Regions from separate parts of the Mus musculus genome. Here all the other regions are linked to region 1. Evidence: chromatin loops called from intact Hi-C (ENCODE). Cell type or tissue: left cerebral cortex. All regions are shown on one strand. Region 1 holds the start of Grpel1 (GrpE-like 1, mitochondrial). Region 2 holds the start of Tbc1d14 (TBC1 domain family, member 14). Region 3 overlaps Afap1 (actin filament associated protein 1). Region 4 has its middle 13 kb from the start of Tbc1d14. Region 5 overlaps Sorcs2 (sortilin-related VPS10 domain containing receptor 2). Region 6 has its middle 6.0 kb from the start of Bloc1s4.

Evidence for each region. Hi-C counts contacts between places; a loop is a spot of excess contacts. Peaks named below come from ENCODE experiments on the same cell type or tissue, not always from the same donor. Only the 100,000 strongest peaks of a DNase experiment are listed, where the experiment ranks them.
Region 2: a loop joins it to region 1, with 5 times the contacts of the local background. A loop is called at or near these places in 20 of 42 quality-filtered maps.
Region 3: it touches region 1 in a loop (3-fold over the local background); 2 of 42 quality-filtered maps call a loop at or near these places.
Region 4: it touches region 1 in a loop (2.8-fold over the local background); 20 of 42 quality-filtered maps call a loop at or near these places.
Region 5: a loop joins it to region 1, with 2.4 times the contacts of the local background. A loop is called at or near these places in 2 of 42 quality-filtered maps.
Region 6: it touches region 1 in a loop (6-fold over the local background); 37 of 42 quality-filtered maps call a loop at or near these places.

Annotation. Positions count from the first base shown.
Region 1 is chr5:36,461,127-36,466,126 of GRCm38, forward strand. Grpel1 (GrpE-like 1, mitochondrial) reads left to right here and starts at 4,059. Exons shown (of 4, transcript NM_024478.2): 1 at 4,059-4,129. The coding sequence starts at 4,068. 2210406O10Rik (RIKEN cDNA 2210406O10 gene) reads right to left here and starts at 3,728. Exons shown (of 3, transcript NR_126488.1): 1 at 3,389-3,728. In left cerebral cortex, a CTCF peak has its summit at 1,880 (motif pointing right); DNase peaks (open chromatin) are centred at 1,877 and 3,894; H3K4me3 peaks cover 1,877 bases; H3K27ac peaks cover 1,071 bases.
Region 2 is chr5:36,581,554-36,586,553 of GRCm38, forward strand. It overlaps Tbc1d14 (TBC1 domain family, member 14), which reads right to left and starts at 844. Exons shown (of 14, transcript NM_133910.3): 1 at 802-844. In left cerebral cortex, CTCF peaks have their summits at 798 and 2,966 (motif pointing left); DNase peaks (open chromatin) are centred at 465 and 819; H3K4me3 peaks cover 1,393 bases; H3K27ac peaks cover 1,214 bases.
Region 3 is chr5:35,980,202-35,985,201 of GRCm38, forward strand. Afap1 (actin filament associated protein 1) reads left to right here. Exons shown (of 17, transcript NM_027373.2): 12 at 3,988-4,105. Among named protein-coding and RNA genes, the nearest start is that of Afap1, 89 kb to the left of the region's middle. In left cerebral cortex, a CTCF peak has its summit at 1,987 (motif pointing right); a DNase peak (open chromatin) is centred at 1,988.
Region 4 is chr5:36,593,018-36,598,017 of GRCm38, forward strand. No RefSeq gene overlaps it. Among named protein-coding and RNA genes, the nearest start is that of Tbc1d14, 13 kb to the left of the region's middle. In left cerebral cortex, CTCF peaks have their summits at 2,264, 4,164 (motif pointing right) and 4,731 (motif pointing right); DNase peaks (open chromatin) are centred at 1,517, 2,205, 2,601, 3,409 and 1 more place; H3K27ac peaks cover 1,677 bases.
Region 5 is chr5:36,031,436-36,036,435 of GRCm38, forward strand. Sorcs2 (sortilin-related VPS10 domain containing receptor 2) reads right to left here. Exons shown (of 27, transcript NM_030889.2): 18 at 4,262-4,433. Among named protein-coding and RNA genes, the nearest start is that of Gm52811, 51 kb to the right of the region's middle. In left cerebral cortex, CTCF peaks have their summits at 2,532 (motif pointing right) and 4,332 (motif pointing right); DNase peaks (open chromatin) are centred at 2,539 and 3,409.
Region 6 is chr5:36,740,182-36,745,181 of GRCm38, forward strand. No RefSeq gene overlaps it. Among named protein-coding and RNA genes, the nearest start is that of Bloc1s4, 6.0 kb to the right of the region's middle. In left cerebral cortex, a CTCF peak has its summit at 2,486 (motif pointing left); a DNase peak (open chromatin) is centred at 2,478.

The DNA.
Region 1 (5,000 bases):
AGCACCTCCCAACTCTCCTTTGGTCCAGCTAAGGCCACTTGACATCCACTCCTGTGACTATCCTGAATGTGTCTAGGAATCCAGATGCCACCATCACCAAAATGTTCCCAGGGAAATGGAGGCTAATGTTGCGTTTGCTCATCTCCCATGCATCTGCCAACCCAAATAAAAGGCCTCACAGGAAGTCTCTGGAGCCGGTGACTGCAACCTGATCATCCATAGCCTTGCCTCCTCCCCACAGTAGTATTTTTCCTACCAAGAGCATCTCTTTCCATTTGGAACCCATGTATCTGGGTGGGGTGGAGAAAGCCAAGTTTCTATGAGTCAGGGGTCATAAGGGCAACCAAGAAACCAAGGTGTAAGACACATTTCCATGCTCTGCATCAAAGCCCACTGTAAGGGCATAACAAATGGGGAGAAGGCAGTGCTGTAGCTTCTGTGAGATAAACCAGCTCTCCTCTCCAAAGCTCAGCAGGCCCCAGGGAAGGGCTCACTCCCAGGCTCCGCCCAGAGGTTGGTTATTTCCACTCTTCCAGGCAGCAGGTCTGAAGTGCTCATATTCTGACTGGCTTAGGCTGGGGATTGCCTCTCTGCTTCTAGGAGCACTTGTCCACCTTCCAGACAGTGATGGGGACTCTAGGCTTTCTCCCAATTTCACCTGAACTTTACTGCTGGCTGCTTTTAAAGGACTTAAAACCTCAAACTTACAAGTCGCTCTCTACCTCAAGAACAATGGACTTGGGACATGGATACCAAGTGCAAGCTCCTGCCCAGAAGCACCTAGACCTAGTGTCTGACTGAGTGATGGGGAAGGTGCGGGATGGTCCTTGGAGTCCATCTAGAGCACTGCCTGCTACTCCTAGTTTCCTAGTTACCTCTTCCATTACTGTGACAAAACAGCTGGCAAGAAGCACCCTAAGGGAAGAAGGGCTCATTTTGGTTCAAGAGGGTTAGAGTCCATCCTGGTGAGGGAGGCACCGACAGGAGCTCAAGGCTGCTCGCTCACATTTCCAGGATGAGGAAGCAGAGGGCAACAGACAGCAGCGGGTACTCCGCAGGCTTTCTTATTCTCGTCTTGGCTTCAGTCCACGGGATGCTGCCACTCCCATTTAGAGTGGATCTTCCCTCAGTTCAACCTCTCCGGGGGTTCTCTGTGATAGTATCATAGACATGCCCCCACGTGTCTCCCCTAGGTGATTCCAATCCAGTCAGGGTAGTAAAGAAGGTGAACCCCCACATCCCTCAATACTAGATGTTTCCAAACTGGACGACTCCAAGTTGCATGAGGGGATGAAGAGCCACCCCTTACCTGAGGCACCACCACCATGTCACTGAAGGCAGTGACATTTGGACGTTTGGAGTCAGCGCTGGTTCTGCTTTCCACCCCAGTGGTGCATGCTGGGCAATATAAAGGAATATTCAAGAGCCCTGTCTTCTTCTGTGATTCACCTAACCTGGCCAACCACTTTTCTGCCCAGCAAGTCTTGGGTCTGATCCATAAGAGGACATCTTAAAGCACCTGACACACAGCAGACATTATGCTGGAATGCATATCACGCCCACAGTCAAGCTGTGGGGCCATCTTCAGGACCTTCTGAGGACTGGCTTTCTTTGTAAACACCACTTCATCCTCTCTGGGGCCACCCCACGTGTTCATTTGATCTTCCAGCATCCCTGTCTCTGCTGGGCCGTCCATGACAACTGCTAAATGTGAACTCAGAGAGCTAACCTAAGTGTTTTCTCCAGGCAGCTCCATCTCCTTGTGTAGACTGCTGCCCGGGTGGGTGGTGAAGTTCTGGACCTCACGGGGACTACAGAACTGCCTAAGATGGTAACCTCAGGAGATGGCCCCCACTCAAGTAGTTCCTGAGTGGGTCGCCAGGTGGCAGCACAGGCCCGTATGCCTCCTGGCAGGAGAACCCCAGCTTGAGAAGGGATTCAGAGTCCCCAGGGTCCTCACCCCTGGGAAGACCCATACCTCCACACACAGCAGCTCTAACTCTTCATCTGTCTCTGCTTACAGATGTGCTGGTCACGGGCATTCTCATTTCTTTGACGCCTTTCAGCAAATGAGAAGACCCAAGATTTAAGAGGAACCATGTTCAGGACAGAAGAAATCTGGTGACCTGGTGTTACTGCCAGGGAAAGCCACAGGAGGTCTAAGTCTTATTTCAGAAAGTTTCAAAGGAAACTGTATAAGCCCCATGGTATTCATCGCCGGCTTCAACAATGTCATCACTTTCCCACAGTCTTACAAGAAACCTCACCTTTTAAAACTAGAGTATTTTTTAAAGCCCTTGCCAGCCAATATGACAATGTACCATAAATATTCCCATCCAGAGCTCTGCCCATTGGCCCATATTGTTCCCTAACAAAAGGGCCAGCGCACTGAATAACCATCTGATACCCGTCCCACTCCAGTCCCCTGCCCTTTTCACGGTTGGTTTGTTCCATCACAACCAAGTGCCATAGACTCAATCCAATTATGTCTCTTGATTTCATTGGTGCTCTAAGTATCCCTTCTCCTCTTACTCGACCCCAGCCCTAATGAATTAACAAATCAGGTCACTTGTCCTACAAAACACCAGTGAACCAGGATTCCTGGAAAGAAACTGTCTGCAAAGGCCAATTGACGGATTAAAGCCTCAATGACTGGAGATGCTGAACCTTGCAGGTGCAGAGCCTAGTTACAATTTATCTTGGGCTATCTTTAGTTCATTAAATAGATTCCCTGCCCCACTCAGTGTCAGACCTAACAGCAGGAAAAGACGATTAAAATCTTGGTAACACAGTAACAAAACTCTAATCTCCACCAAAGGGCTAAGCTTGCTATCAAATAGCATCTGCGGACTACAGCTGAGATTCCCGTTTGCTATAATCACCTACTTAATGTTTTCACTAATATATTTTATGTCTTGAGTTGTGGCTTTCTTTGTTCTGCTACTATGCAAACGTCCTGAAACTGTTTTCACGTTGGAACACAGGTGTCCTAAAACTGTTTCTGGGCCAGTCACTCATAAATGACTCCAGAATAAACTTATTTCCTATGAGGTGAGAGCTGTGCTTTTTGTGTGGACATGCTCTGCCCCACGCCCACGGCGGGCAAAAGGCAGCATGTGCTGGGGAAATGATTTTTAAAAGAGCGAAATTAAATAATAGAATTTTGGTCCCTTTTTTGTTTGTTTGTTTGGTTGGTTTGGTTTGGTTTGTTTTACGAGACAAAATTTCTCTGTGTAGCTCTGGCTGACCTGGAACTCACTCTGTAGACCAGGCTGGCCTAGAACTCAAGAGATCCGCCGAGAGCACACACAAGCCGTAGTCCACGGACGAAGCGTTCTGTCTCGAGATTTGCGGGAGCCGGGGGGAGGAAGGAAGAAGCTGCACATACCTAGACAGGACAGAAAACGTCCTCCGACAACTCTCAGCTCTGCGACCTCCCCCATAGCAGTGACCAAACATCAGCACCCATATTTTCGAAGCTCTCCTGCACACACTGCTGTTAGTTTTTTTTTTTCTTATGTTGCGTTCTGAGAAAATTGGAGGTGGCCGAAAGTACAAAATCAAGTAACGCTCATCGGGCCGTCCACAGCCAGCCTGTTGACACAACGCGCTTGCGGCATAGTAGAGATGGGGTCCGTCCCTTCCCGGGACACCCACGTTCCGCCCGCAGAAGGTAGCAGGAGCCTAAAGCGAGCACCAGTCACTTGGCACGAGTTCCCGGGTCCCCGCCTAGCGCTCGCCGCCTTCTGCCCGCCCTGACGCTCTTCCTCTTCATTGGCTGTCCCCTGGCGCGACCACGCCCACAGAAGCTCCATTTTCCTCCACTCCTCCCACCTCACCTTTCACCTCCTCACCTTCCGGGGCTCCCAGAAGCCTCAGTCTCCGCCCACCGGAGAAGGAGGAAACAGAATTCCGTCATGACTCGTAATTATTGGTGGAAATGGTCTGTCCATCAGAACAACAGCGGTCACGGATTAGCTAAAAAGCAGCAGTAGGTGGGAAAACCGGTGTAAGGGGCGTCCGCGCATGCTCAGTGTGGGCGCAGTGACGCGACCTCGGGGGCAGTCATGGCGGCTCGGTGTGTGAGGCTGGCGCGCCGCAGCCTCCCGGCTTTGGCACTGTCGTTCAGGTAAGAGAGCTTCACTCCTCTGCGTCGGCCTCACTCACGGCCGAGAGCTCTGGTGGGGGGTTTAGCGGCAGGACTGGTCCCCGCAGGCGGTGCCCGTGCACCCTGAAGTCACATCCTCACCATCGAGTCCCTGTGCCTGTTCTCAACGCGCGGCTGTCCTGGTGTTTACTGTGCGGCACTGCGCGAACTGGGCTCAAGAGACGAGAAGTGGGGACGCTGGGGCGTAAATGCGGGGATCTGGGTGATGCGTCAGGTGGAAGGCTCCGCCATTTGTTTGTCTGGTGACACACGGCACTCTCTCGGGCATAGGGGCACCACCCCTCCTGGAATTGCAAAAGTCAAGCTTAGAAGCGGGAGACTTGCCCAAGGTCAGGCAGCCAGGCAGAAGCCCGCCCGACCAGGGGCTGGGGTTGCTAATCCCTAATCCAGTCCAGGATGTGTACTGCCTGGTTTGTGGGCTTTTTCCACTCACATTCCTTCCCCCACTTTTGCCCTCCGCGGAATGTGAGGTCCAAGGAGCAAGAAAGCCAGTGTGTGTGCAGTTTATTTAGACAATGCCCATTTTTGCCATCTTTACTTTTACCCGTGGCTTCAGGTTTTTGAGTCGCATCTCCAAAGTTAGGCTCAGTATCTTTAGCTTGTTCCCTGCTAGGACCAAGTTTTTGGTTGATTAAAAAAAGAGAGACTTTGCCTGAGTCTTATGGAAACGGAGTGAACGGGAGCTGGCCTTTTCAGCGGGTGAGAGTGAGCAGGCGGATGATCTCGTACTTGTGACTAAAAGATGAAAACAGGTCTATGTTGTGCAAAGCAGGGAGGAGTCTGAAGTATTCCGGGGGAAGCACTTCCTATTTGTGGTGCTCTGTTTAGAGTT
Region 2 (5,000 bases), 120 kb after region 1:
AGTCGCACGTCAGCCGGACCCCAGCCCTCCCAGCCGCCCTCTCAGACCTCCCTGCCTGGCCGACGCAGCAGCAGGTGGCAGCGGTCAGCCATCCGCAACCTCTCAGCTTGACCCTGCAGAGCCCCCTCAGTACCCGAGCTACCGCAGCTCCAACGCCATCTCCCCGGCCCGTGGCCCGCAGCCCAGGCCCCGTGGGGCCCGCAACTCGCTGGGCTAAGAGCGTAGACTCCGCAGATGCCCAGCCTCAGCAGGTGCTTGCCGGCCGCCCGCGGCTAAAAGCAGCCAGCGCCAGACCCCACCCCCGCCACGCCCACGCCACGCAGCCACGCCCCCACAAGGCTGCTTCTCTTCCCTTCCGCTGAGCCTCTTTAGCCCAACACCCAACGCAAATCGCTCGCTCCCAGGGCCTCAGGCGTACCGCCACGCCCCGCACTCCAGAGCCACGCCCCCGAGAGCTCACTAGCCACACCCCACGCTCGTCCCTAGTCACACTCCGGGGGACAGGAGCGTTACCACGCCCCGCGCTCCCTATCGCCGCCCTCACGCTCCCTAGCCACGCCCCCGCTAAGCTTCCACTGCTCTTCCGCCAGGGCTCTCGCCCCCCGCCGCAGCTCCGTAGAGCTTAGGAGCCTGCTATTTACTACCGCTGCTCCTCCGGCCTGCCAAGTATCCGTCCTGGGTTTCGGGAGTTGTGTCCCTGGCCCTTTTCTGTCCTCAGGCCCAGGAAGGGCTGCAAGGAAAGTTCCGAGAGAGTCACAGTGTCCATACCGGCACCGCAGACGCCTGGCGGAGGCCCCTTACCTGGTCGGCTCCGCCCGCGGCCATCTTGGAAGTGGGAAGTGGGAGGGAGGGGGAAAGCAGCGCATGGGGCTGATCCAGGCGTGGGGAGCCGAGCGGCGGAGCGCATCGATGGGACGCCCCTGTCCAGCAGCTGGGGGAGTCTTAACAGCCCACGGGAGTATTTAGGGGTACACGTGAGCGCAGGTTACAGATCATTGACCTTGGAATGCCCTCCCGGTATAGCCTTAGCCTGTCACCTGTCAAACGGGCTTTTCTGATCACTGTTTCATTGCGCTTAGTGCCTAGCGCTGTAGTTCGCCAACTTTTGTCTTCACTTTAATATTTCAGTATACAACGCCCAGCAGGCTCAGGAGGTGACAAGACAGGGTTCATCATCAGTGTGTTTTGAAAGTTGTGTGATGGTCTCGCTTAGGAACTAGAAGAGGCCTCACTAGACAGCATCTTTCTCTAGCCTGAGATACAGAGATCCACCTATGTATTAAAGGTGTGTGCCACCACACCTGGCTTTATGCACATTTTACCTTTTTAAGTAGCAAAAATTACAGAGACACAATCTATGAAAAAGTATAATTCAGGAGGTAGAAGTCAGCTAGAGCTGAGCAGAGTTAAGCCAGATGTCTATGGAGGATGTCTTCTATCAGGCCAGGTCATTGTGCTGCATTTCCCTTCCTGAACTCACCTGCACTCGTTTCCTAAGCCTCAAAAAGCAGAGACATGAGTGTTTGTTGGATCCATACAAAGGGTACTTGGGATGATTTGGGTTTATTCTAGGAGTTGTCAGACCCCGAAAATTTACAAACACAAACAAGCCCCTTTAAAACCTGACTGCATTTCAGCCAGGAACCATCACATGAGGCTGGAACCATCACAGTCCTACAGGAAGAGGAATTTCCCTGCCCTGGCAGGTACCTGGAAGCAAGCAGGAGGAAATCCATTTGTCTTGGTTACAGTTCTGTTTGTGCTAGCCTCAAAGTTGCAACCTAGAAAACAATGAGTTTGAACTCCTGATCCTCCCGAGTCTACCTCCCCAGTTCTGGGATTATAGGAATGTACCACCACTTTTGTTTCAATTGTACATTCATTTCAAAACATTAGGTGATGGTTCAACCTCTGTACAACTCTCTCAAATATTTTAAAATATTTTCACAAATCTGAACACAGTCCAGAGGAAGGGCTTACAAGACCAAGGCTATATCAAAAGCTATGAAATGCACACCGTCCCCAGGGATGAAAGAAGACAGAGAGAGGTTGGGGGATAGCTCAGTGGCCTGACTTCAGTTCCAAGGAGGGTAGGGAGGAGAGAAGAAACAGACCAAGAGTCGAGCCATATCTGAGTGTCTTGGGTCTGCACATGTGTTGTAACTTTTAAACTTCCACATGGCATGTGCTGTTTCACAAGGAAACAATGTCGGGTCCCACCCAGCCACCTGAGGCCATGAGGTTCTCAGTCCATCACACCAGAGCCTTCAGCTAAATAAGCCCAGCCCTGTGCCTGTTCAATGCACAGGAAGAAGGTCTACCTGAGAGCCTGACAGCATTGACTTTCATCGTGAGACCCATCCAAGTAGGGTGTCTGCTGGGCTGGGGGACTCCAGACTCTAGCCATTCTAGGAGCCTACAAACTACTTGATAGACACTGGCTTCAACTTCCCTTTCTGGATCATGACTGTAATTACTCTAAGCACCAACTTACAATGGCAGGAGGGTAGAGGCTTAAATGGACTGGGCAGTCTTTTGTTGGCTTGCAGAGAGCTGAGAGACTTGCAGGGCATCCCTCAGGATTTGCTACATAATAGAAATTTCAAAGGTGCTTAAGTTCCTGGCAGTTTGAACTGAAAACAATGCCAGGTTCCATCACACCCATTGGTGCCCTCACAGCTGGATTTAAACACTGACTGGGAAGCAGGAACTGGCTTCAGTCTCATTTCAAACTTCAGCACAATGGATTCGTTCGTATTGGATACGCACAGGAGTCCTCACGACTCCTCACCTTCCAGCCATAATGCTTGAGTATCAGTTTAAAAACCTGCCCTCAAAGGGCAAGAGATGGCTCAGCAGTTAGAAGCACTGTCCTTTTGACCAGAGATCCTGAGTTCAATTCCCAGCAACCACATGGTGGCTCACAACCGTCTACAAGGGGATCTGATGCCCTCTTCTGGCCTGTGGATGTATATGCAGTAGAGCACTCATCCATTAAAGAAATAAAGACTTTTTTTTTAATATTAGAAAAAACAAACAAACACCGAACCTTGAGATGACAAGGGACCATTGTCCTGTCTCTGGAATCAACAACTCTCTGTGGTGGGCAGGTTTGCAGCTGGCACCCTCTGACCCTGCCTCACCCTCAGTAGCCTGGTGCCAGAGCCCTGGTTTCTCTCTGGGAACTCCTCCTTACCCTGCATCCCTCTGATGTAACCTATGTCTTACCTTTTGCCATCAGTCCCCAGAAGCGGTCTAGATAAAGCCTCATTGTAACTTGCGTCTGAAACAAAAACAAAGTGAACTGCACTAAGGGGTGTGGTCACTTTCCGCAGCCACTTACCCCCTCAGAACCTAACAACCCCCTCAGGACCTAACACTTAACCCCCTCAGGACCTAACACTTAACCCCTTCAGAACCTAACACTTACCCCCTTAGAACCTAACACTTACCCCCTCAGAACCTTACACTTCTAGCTCCCAGATACAGAGAAAACACCCCTCTTCAAGTTGACAGCTCTCCCAGCAGAACCCTGGGGGAACTATTCCACCTCTTCCCCTTCAGGCTTTGCTGGAGGGTTCCAGAAGGACTGCCCTGGTGCTGGTGTGTGGCTTCTTTGATGGCTGCAAACCTCTCACTTGTGGACAGAAATACCAGCTTCGCAGAGACTCTGACTGACTAACTCCTCAGATTCTGTCCCTGTCCCCATCCCCATCTCTGAAGCACACAGCCCCTCCCTTCCCCACATTATTTCAAGATTGAACAAGGTCAAAATAGTTGAAGCAATGGTCATACAAGAAGAGAAATTGTCCAACTTTGTCAGTTTCCCCCATTCTTGAAGCCCTCCTAGAACTGTCTGAGCCACCCCTAACAATACAACATGAACAAAGGAGCCTTGTAGGACGAAGGAGACCTTGCCAGGGATGACTTCCGTGTGCTCTGCTGAGCATCTCTTTAGAGAAGCAGGAATGCTTCAAGATGTCCAGTATCCATAGAAACCATCTCTGTGCACCTGCTATAAACCCAGGACACACCACTCACAACAACTGCTTTCATGGAGGCTCCTGGGACAGACAGACACAGTGCTCTGCAATTTGTAGCCATGACTTCTTATAAGGAAAATAGTTATCTAACCTATTAGTCCTCATTAGGACCTGAGGGCAGCCCTCGGAGTTATTGGGAAGCAAGTGGGTCAAGAGAGAAGGATGAAGAATCCTCAGTCAGGTGAAGGGTAGCAGGCACAAAATAGCTGTTTTAGGAATCCCTAACCTCCCTTCCAGAGACAGAGGGATCTCATCTCCTGAACACAATCATAGTCCCCAATCTCTGTGAATGCCACCAACACATGAGCTACGTGAGTCACACCCACACCTGGCTTTACCAGGAGTCATCCTGGGAGTGGCCAGCACCTCACCTCTGTGACAAGAGGTTGACCTCCACAACCTGCTAAGCTCACTCAGTGCCTCTCACCTTACAGAGGAGGACAGGAGGTGAAGCCACTCACCCGTGGTGTCGCAGATCTAGCTCACTCTCCCCAGGTCAGGTCCTGCCCAGCCCAAACCTGCCTCCCATGCCACTGGCTCTTGGCATAGCATGGTTACAGTAACAGTAGGTTCACATGCCACCCCGGGGCTTTGCTGTCTCTGTCCATCGTCTCCAGCCAGAAGGCCCTCAGAGCCCTTCCCAAACCCAGTCTTTTCCCTCCCCATCCTGTTGGAGTGTTACCTCCTACTCCATGGAGACCACAGTTCCCATTTTTAGGACACAATGCTTGGAATTTGGATTTCTCGGTTGGTTCTTAAAATTGTATAAGAAAAACAAAAACAAAGACAAAAAAAGACAGGAATTGCTAGTGCACTAGTGGTTAGCAACCTGAGGCAGGTAGAGAGTGCCAACAGAACAGCGTTTGGTAGCCAGAGTAGCCACTGCAATCAACACCCCTCTCTACACTAGGACTCTTACACCAGGGCCTATCAACTAGAATTTTCCTTTTTGTTTTT
Region 3 (5,000 bases), 480 kb before region 1:
ACCCCCAGTCCCTCGAAAGCTACTTAACTCCTGTAGATATTTTAAATGAGAAAGATTCTGTATGGCAAAGGACTCCATCAAAGTAGCAGCCTACAGAATGGGGGGGGGGAAACTTTATCAATTAAACATTTGACAAAAGGCATATTAGAGTATGCATAGATCTAAAAGAAATCTGAACGCCAGGAACACAAATAAGCCAGTTTTAAAAAACTGGGATGTAGAACTATCTCAGGGTTTCTATGATAAAACATGTCCAAACGCGGCTTTAGAAGGAAGGGGTTTGTTTCAGCCTGGAGTCTCACCTCACAGTTGACCATGGATGTCAAGGCAGGCACTCGAGCGGGCAACTCCATCCTGTGATGTCTCCACAGCCTGATAGATTAAGCTGTTAGCTGTACTTATGTGGAAATTACTAAAATCCTCAAAACAAAACTCACAGAATGTTAACTCTAACTAGCAAACATTACCACATTTAGGAGAAGCCCTCAGTGAAAAAGTATTTGCCTCCGCACACGGCTCAGTTTTTCCTTTATAACTGACCAGAATTTTAATTTAAACCAAATGTAGGGTGGTCACATCTTGGAGAAAGGAATGCAAGTCACTGTATCGAAACGAACACTCTTCATTAAAAAGGCACATGCCATAAACTTAGCCTAGGAATTTTTTTTTTTTACCTCATTAAAATCTTTTTAGGGATGTCAGCTAGCAATAAAGTTAATTTTCATGTTTTAGTTTTCTAGCCAAACATTCCCGTAAAACTTAATAGAGAGGAGACTGAACAAGGAAACGGCCTTCAAAATATGGTGGCTTGCCAGCGATAGATAGCCCAGGATTTAGTTAATTTTTCGCTTTTTATAACTTGGCATCTGTGTGGTGAATCTTTGCCAAATGATTATAAGAATTATCAGCAATTGTGTCTGACTGAAGGGAAGAGAAAAATAAGGTATTGAAAAGGGACAAGAAACAGAGAAAAAAACATCTTGTGGGATTGTCCTGGGAGATGGGCATGCTGGGGTGTAAATGGTGCTGGACACCGAGGCTGACCAAAGGCCATGGGTCATGTGACAGAAGGACATCATCCCCTGAAGCTCTCCCAAGTGTTGCCCACTGTAGGCCCAGCAGAGCATGGTGGTGGTAATATGCTTTTGACTGACTGGAGCGGGACAGGGTGGGGAGAGCCACCTTCCAGCCACCATCTGCAGGTCCCTGCATTTGCATATAGCATTCCCTGGGATGGCCTTATGTTTTAGAGTCAGACTCATTTGTACTTACACACTTGGCTGAAAGTCACTTTGGAAAAAGTGCCAGAAGGGAGTGGGAAGCCCCTGCTTATTATTCTTGGCTTCATGTGAGTTGGCCTGTGCCCCGCCCTCAAACGTTGGAATATTCTGGCCAGTGGAGAAGGCCTCTGCCAACAAGGATGTGTGTGTGTCATGATTCTCAAATCCTTCAAACATCTCCAATGACGGAATCAGAAATATGCCCAGTTAGAGACCCGGGCTCTGCTGACTGTCTTTGATCTTCCTGATATCTGTGCATAAGTGTGAGTACTGGACAGGTTGCCAGAACCTGACGCTGCAGAGCAAGTTGTAGTTCCTGCGATGTGGAGGAGAAAGAGTTCTGTGCACACACGTGCCACACTGAGCGGTCAGCAGTAGCCGTGCTCAGTGCCGGCAGGTGAAGGCACACTTGGTATCCTGCCATTCTTCCATGTATCACGTCTCATTCACAACTGTTCCCGGACTGTCCTCAACTGAGACATTCAGTCAATGCCTTGAATGCGCATGTGAAACACGCAGGAACTCCTAAGTGGCTAGTGAATATCTTCTTCTTGAATTTCCTCCTTCCTGTCCATTTAACTTCCCTACACTTGATTTGCTAAAGACTAAGCATAGAATAATTAAATCAATGTTCATAAGCTAGGAAGTGTAAGATGCTGTATCTGCAGAAAGGGTTGGGGGAGCCATGCTTTCCAGCTTCTTCCAGCAGGGGGCAGCAATGCACTGTGAGAGAGTGTGGCCATTAGGGTGTGCAGAGCCACAGGAGTGGCCGTGTTGCCCTAAGCTACTTTCCCCAGAGAAACGATTTTGGGGGAAATACATTTGTTGGTTAAGTTTCTGTGATTTTAGTTTCCCTAGTTAGGAGCAAATGCTATCTTGCTTATTTCTTCCTGGGGTTTTACAGTTGTCCCGAAACAAGCCCAGCTTCCTAAGAGGCCAGCTCATCTCTCCTCGTGCTCTGGAAATTGGGGTGACAGTACACCCAGAAGCTTGTGTTCTAGTGAGGAGAGGCAGGCAAGGAGCAGGGACAGAATAGGCTAGGTTGGGACACAAATGAAAGTCAGCATTGCGGAGGGAAGGGGATTCTTGACGGCAAGGAAGGGCACCCTCATCCCACCTCCCCGGGGCACACTGTTGGGAGGAGCCATGCTCTGAGTGGGCAGAGTGAAAAGCAGAAGGGGCTGAAGAGCTCCAGCACCTTCCTGACCCCATGCAGGCAAGGAAGGAGGAAGCCGGACGAGCCAGGGGCAGAGCTGGAGTCTGCTTCAGGTGGCCTGCCCTGGACAGTGTTTTGCTTCATTGTTTTGGTGACGTTGGAAGCTTCCTCTGGGTAGTGAGGTAGTGATATGCATCAGGCTGGTGTGCTCTGAGTCTCTGAGAAGCAAGGGCAGAGAAGAGAGGCAAACTGCCCCTTTCTGAGGTGCAGACTCTTGTTCTGCCCTTGTGGCCACCAGGTCTGGGTCTTCTCACAGCAGGTGACACCCTCGTTCTCTGTGGACTCCAGCAGGGAGCCACTGCTTTGACCCTGTCCTGAAGATCAAAAGCTCTGTCCCCTTCAGATGTCATTCACAAATGCAGCTTGTCACCCATGCTCAATTACAGAACAGATGTTAACCTGAGGTTCTCTCAACCCCATGGACCTCCCTAGACCTCAGGAAGTGGTTCATTTGCTAGGTCATTGGTGTGTTAGGAATCCACCAGTGTGGAGCTCTTGGGTAGGAGGGGCAGTGCGTGAGTTATGGAAGACCAGGGCTTCCTCTTCTTCCCTGGGTACAGCGCCCTCTCCCTGGATCTAGCACCTTCCTTGGGTACACGCCTTCTTGGAGTACAGAGGCTTTCCTGGGTACAATGCTTTCCCTGAGTACAGTGCGCTCCCAGAGTGAACACCTTTCCTGGGTACATCTTCTCTCTGGGTGCACCCTTCTGTGTATAGTGCCTTCCCTGGGCGAATCTCCTTCCTGCTGTCTTCATTGCAGAAGCTCTTCCGCCCTGTCATATCGTAGTGGAAAGTCCCAGACTGTGATCATAGGGCTGTCTCCTCGGCCACCGGCACCTCTATCCCCAAATCCTTGTGGCTTACCAGGACGGACGGCCGCTCGTTATGATGGGCGGAGGTGGCTTGTTACCATTAGGGAATTCCAAGGATGTAGGGGCTCTGGCCAAGAACAGGAACCCAATCATGTATCTCGCGTATCCCGGCAGCATGGGCTTCTGAAGCCCTAGCCTGGGTACTCACAGTGTTCGCAGCAGATCCAGGACCAGCTGAAGGTACGCTGTGTGGCTGCCAGAGACCACGAGTGCTTGCTGAACAGCCGCAAACATCCCAGAGATGGCCAGGTAGTGGTGTAGACCATGCCCTCCCCTGCCTTTGGGAATGGCCAGACTGCAGACAGAACAAACCTGGCCCACACTTGTCAGAAAGAACTGCTGTGCCCTCCCTGTGTTGAGCGTTCCCCGCCATGATGAAATAGGAAAACAATGGTGGCTGTCCAGTTCCCTCCACTTGTAGGTGCTGCTGTATGTCCCTATACATGGTATCCATAGTCAATGCTGGGGCCTGTCTTTGCTCTGGGTGAGGATTGGCCCCAGTCCCTTTAAGATGCCGCTGCCTAAGCGTTCTGCCCCTGAGCCTGACATAGCCTTTGGTTGCATCAGTGTACAGAGAGGCCTTGCTGGATAACTGACATGTCTTGTTTCTTTCTCTCAGCTTTATGAACAGGCGGGCAGTGTCCACTAGCCCATACCTGGGGAGCCTCTCCAACGGCTACGCCCATCCCAGTGGGACAGCACTACACTATGATGACGTCCCCTGTGTCAACGGCTCGGTGAGTGTCCTTCAAGAGCCAATGGTCAGTTTTGGTTGGTTGAGTCTGTCCTGGGGTGTCTACTTTCTATCCAATGAGATGGGGAATTAAACCACTTTAAACCACTTTCCTCCCAAACCTTGGTCTCTGACATGAGCATCAGGTCTTGTGACCCCTCGTAGACAGCTCATCTATCATCAATAGTTACATCTCAGTACGCAAGAGGCTGGCTAGAGGACAGTGGATGAAATTAGAATAATAGATGGAGCTGGAAGAATATTGCAGTTTACAGCGTGACTAAGTCAGATATAGTGCAGTGTGAGTGACCCTGATTAGTTTCACCCAACACAGCTGCAGCCGCCATCACCCGGAAGCAGTGCCGCACAGTGGCTGCCTGCTGTGCCCTCGCTTGGCTCCTGGCTATGCCTGTGCAGTGAGCAGGTGTGGGGCAGCGTGCATTGGGAGCCTTGTGCTGAGAGGAGCCAGTGTGCTTCTTAGGGGTGCCTCCATCATAGGTGAGGTTTTAGACTTCGTCCTTACTGGTCCTGTGGACAGATCTTAGGGAGGGGTTGTGCCTGGTGAGGGTTGTGAGCAGGACTCTCAGCCTGCCTTTGTGTCATGGTGGGCCCTAGCCCCAGCCCCACCTATACCATTCTGGCTATTGCATCATTTTCAAGGTGGGGCATGGCCTCCCCTTACTGTGCAGATACCAGCAGCACTGGGTCAGTTCTGTTTGTGTACCCCAACATGTAGGCTTCCCTCAAGGGTGAGCTGCCCCTCCCAGCCTGTGGCCTCAGACACCCCCACGTATCCATGCACCACGCACACACATGCATGCACATACATGCACACGTGTACACACACACACACACACACACACACACACACACAAGTATGAGATGAACGATGCTGCGGG
Region 4 (5,000 bases), 130 kb after region 1:
AGGGGCCCCAGCCCTCTTGAGAGCCAAACATCACCCAATAGGCAGAAGCTAACCTTACCCTAAGGGGGACCAGAGAAGGTAGACCTGACGCCAAGCACAACCTGGCCTGGGTGCTGGAGGGTAAGAGAAAGGTCACTCACCTGACCTCCTCGGAGTCCCGAAAACAAGAGAAGAGGTTGGCGGGACCCCAGGACTGGCACAGTCTGGATCCTCCTGGCTGGTACCTGAGTTACTGCTCAATGCCAGCCTCTGCTGTCACATGCACCCAGGAGGAGAGAAACACTTAAGACTCCCTCCCAAGACCCTCCCCCAGCCCTTGGCCCAGCTTCCTGAAAGACTCCTCATGAGCACATGTGCTGATTGGCTACAGCCAAGCTTCCCACAGCAGTGGTTATTGAAGGGGCCTGGCTTTCCTCTGAAGGGCCTGGCTTTCTTCCGCAGGGCCCAGAGACACCTGAAAGCCATCAGCATGGCTTTCCCCGTCTCCCACCCCCCACCCCCAGCAGCAGGTGTTAGCGCAGCTCTATTAAAAAGGCTGTTGACCCCCCCCTCCCCCCCCAAAAAAAAAAAAAAAAAAAAAGCCGGGCATGGTGGTGCACGCCTTTCTCGGGAGGCAGAGGCAGGCAGATTTCTGAGTTCGAGGCCAGCCTGGTCTACAGAGTGAGTTCCAGGACAGCCAGGGCTACACAGAGAAACCCTGTCTCAAAAACCAAAAAAAAAAAAAAAAAGGCTGTTGTAACACAAGAGGTCACCACCTTGTACATGTAGCCAGAGGGGCAGCTCCACGCTGAGTGCAGGGCCAACTTGTGGGACCTTCACAGATGGTTGGACCCTTCCTGTTAGGGAAGATGAGTGAGACAAGGGCCACCTTGTTCACAAGCTGGTTCTCTGCCTGGCTGACATAATGGCTCAGTGGGTAAAAGCGCTTGCTGCCAACCAGACGACCTGTGCCTTTAACCCACCCCATCTTCTGATCCTCACAAGGTTGGAAGACTCAGCATACTAATTTGGAGGGAAGAACACAGATGGGAAAATTATCAATAAAAATAAAATTGCTTTGTCAATACTCAAGAAATCAAGTCAGGAGGTTGTAAAGGAGGTGACCTTACCCATAATGCCTTGGAAGAAATATATCGCTCAGTTAGGCAGGCAAGCCTCAGTCCACAGAAATCACAGGGTAGAGTGATTGACAGTCACCTTGCAGGTAGGTGTGTCTGCCCCACAAAGGCCCATCTAGCCTGGGACAGCGCTTCCCCAGTTATGGATCCAGTGTTCGTGTTTCAACTGTATCTGCTCCTCACTTCTACTCTCCTAGATCCATCGTGGCCTCAATGTCTTTGAATCCCCCTTAGATTCCCCTGCTGTGCATGATGGTCCCATGGCAGTGACTGGCCAGCTCAGGCACACAGTGAGATTCTTTGTCAAGTCTATTACTTAAAGTGATACAGTCACAGCTACTGGGAACAGCAATGGAAGGACCTATGTATAGAGCTGAGGCGAAGGAGTAAGGTTGGATTTGCATATTTGCATAAGATGGTCCCATTCTCCGGTGCAGATACGAGCTTCCACCTGCTCAGAGCTGAAAAGGCAGCATCACTGGGCTCTCCTGGGACAGGGTGACCTATATGATGTACAGCATTGTTTAGTGTCTGCACAGAAAGGAGGGTACCTGCCCTGAGGAATGCTCTGGAATAGCATGGCAAGGAAGGGCTTCAAGGAAAGTTTTTCTTTCTTTTCTTTCTTTTGTTTTGGTTTTTTTGAGACAGGGTTTCTCTGTGTAGCCCTGGCTGTCTTGGAACTCACTCTATAGACCAGGCTGGCCTCGAACACAGAAATCCGCCTGCCTCTGCCTCCCAAGTGCTGCCACCATACCCGGCTAAGGGAAGCTTTTTATCTCTTGTCTCTCTGCCACTGCTCTGGCTGCAGGAGCTAGAGAGCTGGCTGGAACTCATTTTCAGCCCCTATCTGTGAAGAAACGGATGCATGTCCCTAGGGTATGCAGATAAATGCCAGGACTGAGATGCTAAACAGCAGGAGGAAGCACCCCATGCAAAGGCCCTAAATGGGTCTCAGCAGCTGGAGGCAGGGAACAGAAGAGAGCCCTGGGTTCCGTTCAGTGAGGCTCAGGAAACTCTGAGGGACATGGACACCAAATTACCCTCCCAGAAGTACAGCACCCTAACTTGGAAGTGAGTAGGTGTGGCAAATAGGCTCTGTCCTTGGGAGAGGCTCCCCTAGAGGCAGGCCTGTTGCAACAGCTTGAAGACTCGTGGAGGCTCAGTGGAAGGTGCTTTTGTAGTCTCTCTTCCCCCCAGAGCTGGTGGCAGTCAGTGAGGGCAGAAGCTACGAGTGAGACCTGGATGTAGCTCCTCCTGTTCCAGCTGAATGTTTCAGAACCCAGCTCTGCTGCTGGTCCAAACCTAGAGGCTCAGTTATAACACCTTAAGATGTATCTCAGGGCACATTACTCTGGAGATTATCAAATACACTTAGAGAGTGGAAAGCTCATGCCATGCCATGGTACAGAGCTCTGCTCACTTTTCGTGGTTACACATTTTCACTTTGCCTGAATCCTGGAGCACATCTCAAGAGTTACCAGTCCACAGTAAACATCTCCACTTCTTCCACACAATCCCAAAGTAGGACAGCTTTCCTGGCACTATCCCTACACTGCCAGCATACATACCTAAGGACACAGGATAGTTCTGTCTTCTAATACCCCAGTCATCTGGTTTTCCTCCCTCCTGCTCCTCCTCCTCTTCCTCCCTCCTTCTCATCTTCCTCCTCCTCCTCCCTCCTGCTCTTTCTCCTCTTCCTCCCTCTTTCTCCTCATCCTCCTCCCTCCTTCTCCTCATCTTCTTCTTCCTCCTCCCTCCTGCTCCTCCTCCTCTTCCTCCCTCCTTCTCCTCATCTTCTTCTTCCTCCTCCCTCCTGCTCCTCCTCCTCTTCCTCCCTCCTTCTCCTCATCTTCCTCTTCCTCCTGCTCCTCCTCCTCTTCCTCCCTCCTTCTCCTCATCTTCCTCTTCCTCCTCCCTCCTGCTCCTCCTCCTCTTCCTCCCTCCTTCTCCTCATCTTCCTCTTCCTCCCTCCTCCTCCTCAGACTCCTGTTCCTCCTTCCTGCTCCTCCTCCTTATCGTCCTTTTCCTCTTTTCTGCTCCACTTCATCATCATCCTCCTCAACTTTCTCTTCCTTCTTCCCCTCCTCTTCTTTTTTCCATCTTTTGTGGTACTGGAGAGTACGTCTGAACCCTGTTTTTTATTTTTATTTTTAAAGATTTTTTTAAAAATGTTTTTTATTATTATTAATCATGCATATGCGTGTGGTTTTGTGCATGTGAGTGCAGTTGCTCTCAGAAAGGCAGCAGTGTCAGATCCCCTGGAGCCGGAACTACAGATGGTTGTGAGTCACCATCTGATGTGGGAGTTGGGAAGTGAACTTGGGTCCTCCAAAGAGCAGCAAGTGCTCTTAACCAGTGAGCCATCTATCTCTCTGGCCCCACGACCTTTTATTTTAAGAGTTCCTTTGGCTAAGTTGCTTAAGCAGGTTTAAGCACAACATTCTCCTGGTATTCAGCTCTCCGTTGTCTGTCTCTCCTTCTCCTCTCTGTAAAGAGTCTGCATTAGCATGGCCAGAAGCAATTTAAGGAAAAGTTTGGCTTCAGGGTCTAGGAGTCCATAATGGCGGGGGTGGGCATGGGGTGGGGGGCATGGCAACAGACAGCTGGTGCAGAAAGCTGAGAGACTGCTTTTAACCACTGAGGAAGTGAACAGAGCAAACTGGAAGTATGGAGAGCCTATAAACCCTTAGAGCCAATCCCTCAGGAGCTGGGAAACCAGCTGGTGGGGGTGCAAAATGCCGAATGTCGGGCCCTGGCTTGCTCAGTGAACTAAGTGGCTAAGCCCTGTGGGCTCTGAATAAGGGGGATACATTCCCTTCACCCCCCCCACACACACACACAAAACCCCTCACATCCCCATGAATGAGAGGGATACAAAAGCACCCATGCTGCTCCTTCACGGGTCCTGGGGAAGTGGCTGGTGCACAGCAGTTGTTCTCAACCTGTGGGTCATGACCCCTTTGGGGTTGCAAATCAGATATTTACATTATGAATAATAACCATTGCAAAATTACACTTTTTTAAGGACTTTTTTATGTATATATGTAAGTACACTGTAGCTTTTTTCAGACACACCAGAAGAGGGCATCTGCTCTACAGATGGCTGTGAGCCACCATGTGGTTGCTGGGAATTGAACTCAGGACCTCCAGAAGAGTAGTCAGTGCTCTTAACCGCTGAGCCATCTCTCCAGCCCCCTTCCCCCCCCCCCCCCCGCCCAAATTACACTTATGGACTAGCAATGAAATAATTTTATGGTTGGGAGTCCCCACAACAGGAAGAACTGTGTTAAAGGGCACAACTTTAGGGTGGTTTAGGTCCCTGATTAGAAGACTCCCAGGGCATTTTCTTCCTCCTCCGCCTGAGCTCAGATCCCTACTCAACCTTGGAGGCCTGTGAGGGCATGTAAAAGCATTTCTGGAGCAGGCCGCTCCAACCCTCTTCCTGTCCCCCATCCCTCCCTCCACTGAAGCCAAGCAAATCCAGGACTCAAAGTCTGGATGCTGAGAAATTCCAAGCCTCGGGGAACCACAGTGATGAGGCAGCAGAGTGCTGCCAGTAGGTAAACGCTCTTGGGGTAAGGGGAGGGATGTCCCTGAGATCAGCTCCAGAGGGCGCCCACTGCACCATTCCCATCTAATTGGTCCTGCCCTTCCCAGCAGTTGGCACTCTACTCACTGCCCTGCTGCAGGAACCCTTGGGGAGAGTGCATGTGACCAGACCTTTCACATCAGGCAGCCTTGGGCCTAAGTGCACAAGGGGCTGATGGTTATCATTGGTCTGCAGCTTGCTGTGGGATGATCTAGTGATGGTTTGGCATCAGTGACCACAGGAAACCCAACCTGAATACTTCCATAGATAAGTCACCAGACCCAGCTCTTCAC
Region 5 (5,000 bases), 430 kb before region 1:
AGGCCAGAGAGTAGGTTGTCTCTGCTCTCAGGGCTTTGGCCTGCCGTGGGCTGAGCTGGGAGACAGCCCATGGGACCAAGACTGGGCTCTCCTTTAAAACAGAACATGTATGGGCGATTTTAGTGCGGTATTTTGAAGGCTGTGTGGGGCCCAGGGGAAACCCTGAGCCTGAGTCAGGCACAGAACTGGAAAAGAAAGTGGGAATGCCACATGGAGATAGAGAAGGTTTTGGTAGCTACCATAAGGTCTCTTCAGGGAACCACAGCAAAGAAAACACAATTGTCTCCCTGTGATAAAATGGCTTCCTGTTTCTCATCTTATCCCACACCACACCAGGAATGAGGCTTGACTGTATGGAGCAGCAAGGGGGGCTCCTGTCACTTTGTCTGATAGTGGCACTGAACTCCCCATACAAGCTGCTGACTGGCCCCGACTTTTAGACTCAAGGCAAGATGGAGTTCTCCTCCCCTTTCCCCTCCCTCCCTCCCTGCCCTCTTCCCCTCCCGCCTCGTCATCTCACATTAGCCAATATCAGACTTCTGAGTTCACACCCCCAGTCCTCAAAAGCGAAGGGCACTTGTATGTAAATGATGTTCATTTAACTTTGCCCTGTTTGTTTGTTTGTTTGTCTGTTTTTGAGATGGGGTTTCACTGTGTAGCCCTGGCTGACCTGGAACTCACTCTGTAGACCAGGCTGGCCTCGAACTGAGAAATCTACCTGCCTCTGCCTCCCTTCCAAGAGCTGGGATTAAAGGCGTGTGCTACCACTGCCTGGGTTTGTCTAACTTTCTCTATGAATATGCTACACAGGGTTGGATAGAGTCACCCCAAGTCTATATCTGTTGGGACCCTCTGAAATGGACATTTAAAATAAGCCTGCAGATGCAGGTCATTAAGAGGTCGCAATGGGATATGAGTGCCAGAAACCCAAGGGTAGATTACAAGAGTACATGGTGGTGATTTGGGCACCAGGAGTGGCTGTGTGGACACGGAGGCAGACCCTGGGAAATGCAGCCTTGAGCCATGAGGCTCCTAGAATGCACAGCACCTGGCTGAGTCTTTGACGGGGCATTCCCAGGACCTAGCATCTATGGCGTTTCATGTGTCCATTTTATAGGTTACAAGACTGAGGCTTTTAGGCATCCAGGCTCTGGAGGTGGGCTCTTTGCCTATTGCTCTCCTGGCAGGGTTGAATGAGGAGCAAGGGGGTGTGTCCACACCTGTACTGGTTAGTTTTGTGTGTCAACTTGACACAAGCTGGAGTTATCACAGAGAAAGGAGCCTCCCTTGAGGAAATGCCTCCATGAGATCCAGCTGTAAGGCATTTTCTCAATCAGTGATCAAGGGTGGGAGGACCCATTGTGGGTGGTGCCATCCCTGGGCTGGTAGTCCTGGTTCTATAAGAAAGCAGGCTGAGCAAGCCAGGGGGAAGCAAGCCAGTAAGCAGAACCCTCCACAGCCTCTACATCAACTCCTGCCTCCAAGTTCCTGCCCTGTGTGAATTCCTGTCTTGACTTCCTTTGATGATGAAAGAGATGTGGAAATATAAGCTGAATAAACCCTTTCCTGCCCAACTTGCTTCTTGGTCATGATGTTTTGTGCAGGAATAGAAACCCTAAGACAACACCCAATTCATTCCTATGAGGGGAAGAGTTCTTGGTAGCACTCAAGGCATGGGTTCCCGTTCCCATCCTTGAGTGCACGCCTTTGCTTACATCGTCCATCCTGCCCTGCCCACTGTCCCTCATGTCTCACGCCCATTCCATGCTGCAGAGCTAGAGAGACCTTTGCATGGTCCAGCTCCGCTGCTCACTGGGCTGTGCCCACAGATGCCCTCCTGTCTATAGCTGCCTTTATCTTCTCAACAGTTTCCCTGGGGTTTCAAATCTAGATGTTGCTTCATTCCACAGCCTGGAGCCCCATTTGTGCTGAGGATCCCCAGTCTGTGCTTCTGGGATGGCTTTGGTGTGGGGTCCTAAAAGTTTACACCTCCCCGTATCCTACGCAGGTGTGTGATCTATTTTGGGTTTGTGTCTGAGGTCTGGCTGGGGGAGGTGCCGTTGCTGGATGGAGATGCCAACTCCCCAAGTCTGTTCTGCACCTGTCAAGTGTAAGGCAGCTACAGACTGGAGGGTATCTATGGGTCTGGCCTCCATCCCCCAACACTGTGAATTCTTAGATACTTAGGAAACGCAGGCTCCTCACACCCAGCCCTGTTTTCAAGACCAGTGATGTGTAATGGTAGGTGTGTGTGTGTAGTGGAGGAGTGCACACTGTGCCTGTAAAGTGTGTGTGAGTGTGGGAGGGAGTTAGTGTCACCGTTTAAGTGTGTATATGCCTATCTTCAGTCCCATGCTCCTCCCCGCTTCCCTCCCAGGCCTCCCGGGTGGCCCAGGAACCCCTATTTCAAGGCATCTTTGTGTTGCTCCCCTCAATTCTGCCCACTCCAGTCTGAGCCTGACAAGCAGCCCTGCAAGGGTTCCGAAGATGCTCTGTTCTCTTGTCCTGGGGACCCAGCCTATCTGCAGATGTACTGTAGTTACTAGCTTTAAGCTCTAGGGGGCAGCAAATGGCCATGTTTCCAGGATGTCTGGCCAGGAGTTTGAGAGCCTCCTCTGGTTCTGTCTGAGGGTCCAGCGAACCCCAGGCAGACCAGGAGCTCTGATCTGTGATCTCAATACAAATGGAGATACATTTGTATGTATCTGATGGCTGCCTCAATCAGCAAGAGGACCTCGGTGTGTGTGTGTGTGTGTGTGTGTGTGTGTGTGTGTGTGTGTGTGTGTGTTGGGGTGGGAGGAGAAGGGAGGGTTGTACAGCTTAGGCCTAGGGGCTACAAACTTAGCCATTGTCTGCCTGGAGTCCTGAGGCCTCCAGAGGACACAATGCCATCTCTGCCTCTTTTTACCTCGAAAGAATGGCCTCACTGTTCACAGCTCCAGTTTCTTTATCTATAACATACATTTATTGAGTGCTAGATTGCACTTCTGACAGGAAGTGGCTGTCACAGTGCCTGGTGCACACACAAGTGCTTAGTGTGACCAGTCTGAGTCCTCCATAGGCTCAGTTTCCCTGTACTTCTAAAGTCAGACAGATGCCTTTTAAAGGATGTTTATGCACAACATGCATGATCCTGGATTCATCTATATATTAGCCTTCATATCTGTTAGCTAAAGATATGGAATCCTGCTGACCTGTGAGTGGAGACTGCACAGAATCCTGGGGGGTGGGGGTGTTCTCAATCTCTCTCTGCCTCTGTGAGTGTCCATTAACCAGAATCTGGAGGGGAAGGGGAACTCCCCCTCTGCCTTTGGATTTTCTGGACGTTCATGTTTTCCTAATGGTCATTTTAAAATGTTCTTGCAGGGATCATTAGCTGCTTCTATTAGCCGAGACACAGGAATGTGTCACGTAAACTATTATGTTTTACAGGAACCAGAAGGAACCAGAAAAGTTAACAGTTCCCCCGGGGAACAGGATTTTGGGTGATATTTATGTATGTGGTGGGGGTTTTTATATAAATATGTTTCCTAAATATACTACAATGAGCATATATTATTTTTAAAATCAGAAGAAAATGTAACACTTGTTCTGAAGTAAAAATAGAATGAGTGGGAGACTGGGCGGAGAGAAAAATATGTGTGTGTGTATATATATATATATACACACATACTTGTATTTATATCCATCCCATATACACACAGAAGGCATTATTTCTGGATTGTGATTATAAGTCATTTTCTTGAAGAAGAAAAAAAACTTTATACTTTTGTTGGGATTCCAGATCAACTAAATCAATATAATTAGATATTTAAAATTGCTTTAGTGCTGGGCTGGGGGTGTGACTCAGTAGAAGAGTACTTCTCTAGCTTGCAAAAGGCCCCGGTTCCATCCTCATCATTAGAAGAAAGAAATCAATAAAATAATTTCTGTGCCACCTATGGGGAGGAATCAACTTTTGTATCAGTGTTTGGTAAGCACAAGATTACATACACACGCACATATACACACCCATGTACTCACACGTACATACATGTGTGATGCGGAGCCCGTTTCCTGCTGACTGTCTGATGAGCACTTGCTCTTGTATCTGTTTCATCTCAAACACTGGTCTGAAGCAAGAGGCCAACTTTGGTCCTGTGGCCCTACCCTTGGGGTCAGGCCGGAGGCCTTCATGGCCATGCTTCAAACTGTTCAGAGCCTCAACCTTGGGTGCCTGGCTGAAACTGCCTGTCAGTGCCAGTCCAGGACGGATGCTCACCTGTTCCTGTCGCACCACAAACAGCACATCTTCTCTAGGCCGCACGGCCACTGCCTCTCCTCGGATGCTCACCTGCAGGCCCCGGGGTGCCTGGAGGGGGCACTGCAGCTGCACTGGGCTCTGCTGCAGGTCCACACCACCTTCACACACATTGGACACCACCTTCCGGTACCTGGTTGGATGGGGGAGGTTCAGGTCCAGAGCAGACAGTGGTTTGATGGGTAGGGACAGAATCGCTTGGCTTCAACCTCTGCAGTCCCTTTGCTATCTGCTCCCCATGCTACCTCATGGCTGCTTCTGTCCACTTATATCTGAGAGCATCAGAATGGAGAGATGGGCTGTGCTGGTCTGCTTTGGAGAGCTGAAGCACCCATGGCTTGATCATATTGCTCACAGTAATAATAACTGGTTTTGTTTTGTTTGTGTTGTTTGCTATGGAGTGACAGAGGGAGACAGTCCGAATTCAAGGTCTTGCTGGGAACTATGGAGGACAGAGTGGCTGAAATGGACTGGGCCTTGGTTTCCTGAGTGGCTATAAGCAAGTGTTTCTCTTCTTGGGATGGCTGTATCCATCCACTACCCATATATCTACCCACTCAGCCAGTGGTGGCATAATGGCCTCTTTGGGAGGGCTTGGTAAGCATGATTTTTATCTGAAGTGTCAGCCAAGACCTGTATCAAGAGTAGACGGGTATAGAAAGATGGGTATTTGTGGTGGCAGAAGAATGGGTATATAGAT
Region 6 (5,000 bases), 280 kb after region 1:
TGCACCAGGTAAGCTCTGTGATTCCTCACCTAGTTCTCTCCATCAAAATCCCCACACAACGGACTGTACAGACAGGAGAGGCTGAGCTGAACACGGGCGCTTTTTATCCACTCCTACCTGACCACGGCTCCTTCCTTTCCTCTTTCCTGTTGTAGTAAACTTCCAACCCCAATAAGTCTATGCAAAAACACACAACTGAGTTATTATGTTTATAAGTTGTATGTCTAGATTGGGCAGATCTATCACTATACTAAGCTATTCCCCAGCTATGAGAGCCCTTGTTACTTGTTCCTTCTCCAGGGCATGTAGTTCTGCTCCATCTTTCTTCCATCTCTTTTTCCTCTGTCCTTCTCCTCTGTTGTCCCCTACCCTTCCCCCACTCTCTAAAACCTCCAGCCCCACCTTTCCCTTCCATTGCCCAATCACAGGTTCTGGCCTTTATTTGACCAGTTAGAATGGGGAGAAAGAAGGTTCACACAGAATCACCTGGGTACCTGATCCACTCCTCCTCCAGGCAGCCCCTCTGGAGGAGGCAGATTTAGCATGAGATACAAACAGCTCCATGGCAACCCACAATAATTTTCCTTCCCAGAAAACCCAGCAGCCTCCTCTTGGACCCATGGCACCCTCTGTGTTCACTCTCAGGAATGTATCTCTACACAAGGAGACACATACATGTCTCTTACGTGAAAAAGGAAAAAAGGAAGATATTCTGACCTCTCTCTCTCTTCCTCTCTCTCCCACCCCTTGACCTTCTCTTTCAATCTCTAGTATTTTAGTTAGTATCTCTCTATGTAGATCAGGCTGAGCACTGGATTACAGCCACGTGCCATCACTCTGGCCCAGACCCTGACATTTCTCTTTACATGGAGGTCTCCTATGCATTCCACTGTCACCTCTCCGGATTTACCCAGCACCAGTCAGACTAAATGACTGAGATGTTGAGTCCACACGTAGAGACTGTTTCAGCCCCAGCGCACTGTCTGTCTTCACAGGAAAACCTAATGGCATGCCCGGTTCCCCAGCACTCATCAAGGAGATATAGGGTTGGGTCATTCTTGGCTGGAGAAAAAGGGTTTGAGGCCAACCTGGGCTACATCAAACCCTGTCTCAAAAAGAAGGAGGAAGAGAAGAAGGAAAGGAGGAGGAGGAGAAGGAGGGGAGGAGGGGGAGGGGGAGGAGGAGGAGGGGGAGGGGGAGGGGGAGGGGGGAGGAGGGGGAGGGGGGAGGAGGGGGGAGGAGGGGGAGGAGGAGGAGGGGGGGGAGGAGGAGGAGGAGGAGGAGGAGGGGGAGGAGGAGGAGGAGAAGGAGGAGGAGAGGGGAGGAGGAAGAAGAGGAAGAGATCTAATGGAGAGGCAGGATGATACTTTTGTGGCCACCTCATGGCCTTTCAATGTGTTTCTTCTTAGGCCCTGAGCCCAGTCATGTTCTGCATGTCTTTGGTCCTTGCTTGGGGCCCAGTATAGGTGACACTACTTGCCAATGGCCCTGACCATCCTGAACCACCCTAAAGCAACACTGGGTACTTTGCTCCTGACGAATAAAGAGTCCCCTTCCCTAGGCTTTTATAGAGCCAGGCTCTTGAGCTCACCCACCTCTGCTGCCCTGGTGGACTGGACTTGGACAAAGTCACTTCCGGCCTACCTTTGGTTTCTTGGGGCCTTCTCAGCCCCTGCAACCTCAAGAGCCAGTTCCCCCAATAACCCCTTCCCATAGAGCTATGTGCACATCCTCTTGGTTCCTCAGCCTCTCAGGAGAACCCTGACTGATACAGTGTGGCAGAGATGGAGCCAGGGAAGGGGGTGGCAGGATGGATAAGAGGGATACTGGCTCCTTCAAGGAACTCACACATCAGGCTGGACGAGACATGGCTACAACCCAAAGACACAAAGGAGGAAGTTGGAAGGAGATGTCTCCAAAGTCGAGGCCAGTATACACACTGGGGACCAAGAGTCTTGGAGGCACCAGGCACCCTCTCCACCTCCCTGTCAGCTGCCCTCTTGTCCCCATTGTCCCCTTCCATTCATTCCAGGTACATTGATAGTGCCTGCTGTCATCATTGGCTTAGCCCTGGGTGCCACTGGTTCAGAATAAACAAAAGGGACAAAGTTCAAGTCCTTCCCTTAACCAGGAGACAAGGAATAAGTAAATAAATGACCCTGCTTCTTTTGGAGGAAGGTCAGAGCTTTGAGGACAGTGAAGGGTGGGGAGCGTGCCGGTCGTGGTGCTTGCCGTGCGATTTCAAATGTTTTTCATGCAGCTTCCGCCTCACTCCGCTCACCACTCCACGCAAGAGGAACAGACATTGTGCCTTGGCTTCCACTTATTCTGTGTTTGTGCTCTGTGTGTCTGTCATGGAGGTCCGGAGTGTTGTGGCTGAGTCCTTCTACAAATCTTAGATGACCGAGTTTGAATTCCTTTCGGCCATGGCTAGATTCGCAGTTTTCATGCTTTCCCTACCCCTATAGCGCCCCCTGGTGAGAAGACGCTGTCCTGCAAGCCAAATGGTCCAGAGATGCCTTATTTCCATAGCCATCTTTTCATCTTGTCCCCACTCCCTAACCCCAAGCTGGGCTTCACTACACGGGAAGGATCCCCTCTCCCTTTGGTCGGTGAAGGGCCTAAAATAAATGGTCTCACATTTATTGATGGGACTGATGGTTTAAGCCACTTTGGAAAAAGTTCTCTACAGCCTCTTAGCACATTTAAGGTCTCAGAAAAGGTGAATTCCACATGTAGCCTGGCCTTATGTCTGGTGTTCCTACAAAGCCCATATGGTTTCCCTAGGAGTACATGTACTGTGTTTAACCAGTGTGGTCTTGGATCCATGATTTGGACTAAGTTGGTATTCAACCTCAGCTGTTAGTCTGCCCTGTTCTTGAGCTAGAAAGCACATATTTTTCTCTGTGTGTTCTTGGCCTGTGTGTTTTCCTAAGCCAGGAAATATATAGCTTGCTCACTGGGTATAGCACTTGGTATAGCTTGCTCACTGGGCCAGTCTGACTGCTAGTCACTTGACAGACATCTGAATGTCCCTAGCACATTGTTACTGCTGAGAATCCAGGCAAAGCAAGCAGGACCCAGGGAGCGTCTTTGGTCATGCGTACAGGCGATGAGGCAGCTAGTTGGATAATACCACAGCCGCTATTACACAGGACTGCTGGTTTGCTTCCAGGTCAGGATCCAAAAAGAAGTAGGAAGGTTGTTGCAAATTTGTGGGGATGGGGGTGAGCCCTATGGGAACTGTCTGCGCACAAAGCAGATTTCTGGTTTTATTCCATTTATGTCCAAATCAACTACTGAGAGCATTGGGTAAAGGCTGGTGCATGGGACTCAAGGGTGTTTTTTTTTGGGGGGGTGGTACATGTGCATGTGTGCATATATGTGTGTGGGTCCATGTACAAGCCCAGGCATGGAGAGAACAAAAGACAGCCTTTGGTGCCATTCCTCAAGAGACCTTGTTTTTGTTTCTTTTGAAATAGAGTCTCTCATAGTCCACCCAATAGGCTGGGTGCCCTGGGTGGCCGGCAAGCCCCAGGAATCCTCCTGCCTGTGCCTTTGATACTGGGATGACAAGTGCACACCATGATGCCTGGGGTTTCTTCTGTGGGATCAAGCTCAGGTCAAACACTGCACATACACACAGTATGTACATATAAACACAGCCATCTTCGCAGCCAGACTCAGATTTCTAAAGCCCCTTGACTGTGTGCACAAATGGACAGCAAGGAAGAAGCAGGGGACTGCCTGGGACTGCCTGGGACCGCCTGGGGCTGCCGAGCTGCTGGATCAACACACTGCTGGCAAGGGACGATGCTAATGCAGATGGGATCGGGGGTTGTGCACCGGGATACACTCCAGTGACAACTTGGATGCCACCCCTTTCTTTGTGAACATCAGGCCACTCTAAACCACAGAACTCTAAAAGGTATTCCTGTGAGCAAGTTCAGAAAGTTAGACATTCATCAGGTAAGACCCCAAAGTAGGACTCCATTTTTTTTTCTTTTGTGACTCACTCTTATATGACCTACACTCACACCCTGCCAGGCATCCTGAGCCCCTCTTTCATCTTGTTCACTTCGAACAGAAAAAAAAAAAAAAAAAAAAAAAAAAAGGACATCCTTAGATCCTTAGGAACTGGCTTTGCACCTTCCCATGGGGTCCCTTCTGAAAGTTATGTAGCCAAGCTAGCTACAAACTTCAAATTCCGGGCCATTACTAGTCTTTTTCTACTGTTTGGTTTTAAGCCCCACCCTCATGCATGTATGTTCAAGTGCATGTGTGTACACAGGCTCACACATGTGGGAGTTTGCCTGGGTGGAAGGCAGAGTGTGTTCGTACCCCTCCGAGGTTTCTTACTGGGTCCTTGAGCTGTTTCAGCAGGAATGTAGCTAGAGACCCCCCCAACCCTCCACCCCCACCCCCCGGGATCCACTTGTCTCTGCCCCTCAGTGCTGGGTTACAGATGCATACCTCTATGCCTAGATTTTATGCCTAGCTGGAGAGGTAAACTGAGTCATCAGCTTGCATAGCAAGCATGCCACCACTGTCATTCCCCAGCCCTTTTGTGTCTTGTATGTCTCAAGAACAACTGTTTTAATGGCTTACAGCCACGCATGGTGGTTTACCCATGATCTCCAGCTGTTTCTGCACTACCAGAGCAGGTGAAGTCATGGGAACACATGCCTACCATTTGAAAACCTTGGCCTTTTCAGGAGTACTGACTGCTCCCTATCAGGTGCACACAAGACACTAGGAACAGTTTGAGATTGACTCCTGAAAGTTCTGGCATGGGAAACAGTCACAGACTGCTTGCTGGCACCTCAGTGGCCAGCATTTCATACATATAAGTCCAGTCAGGGTTGCCAGAGGCTGATATCAGCTGAGAAACATCCTATACCCTGCTAATCTTAGCAGGCATGCTTTTGCACGCAAAATAGACTGATCCAAGGGTGACTGGTGGGGTGCCCATCCCTTGTTTTGCCAGTCACATCCATTTA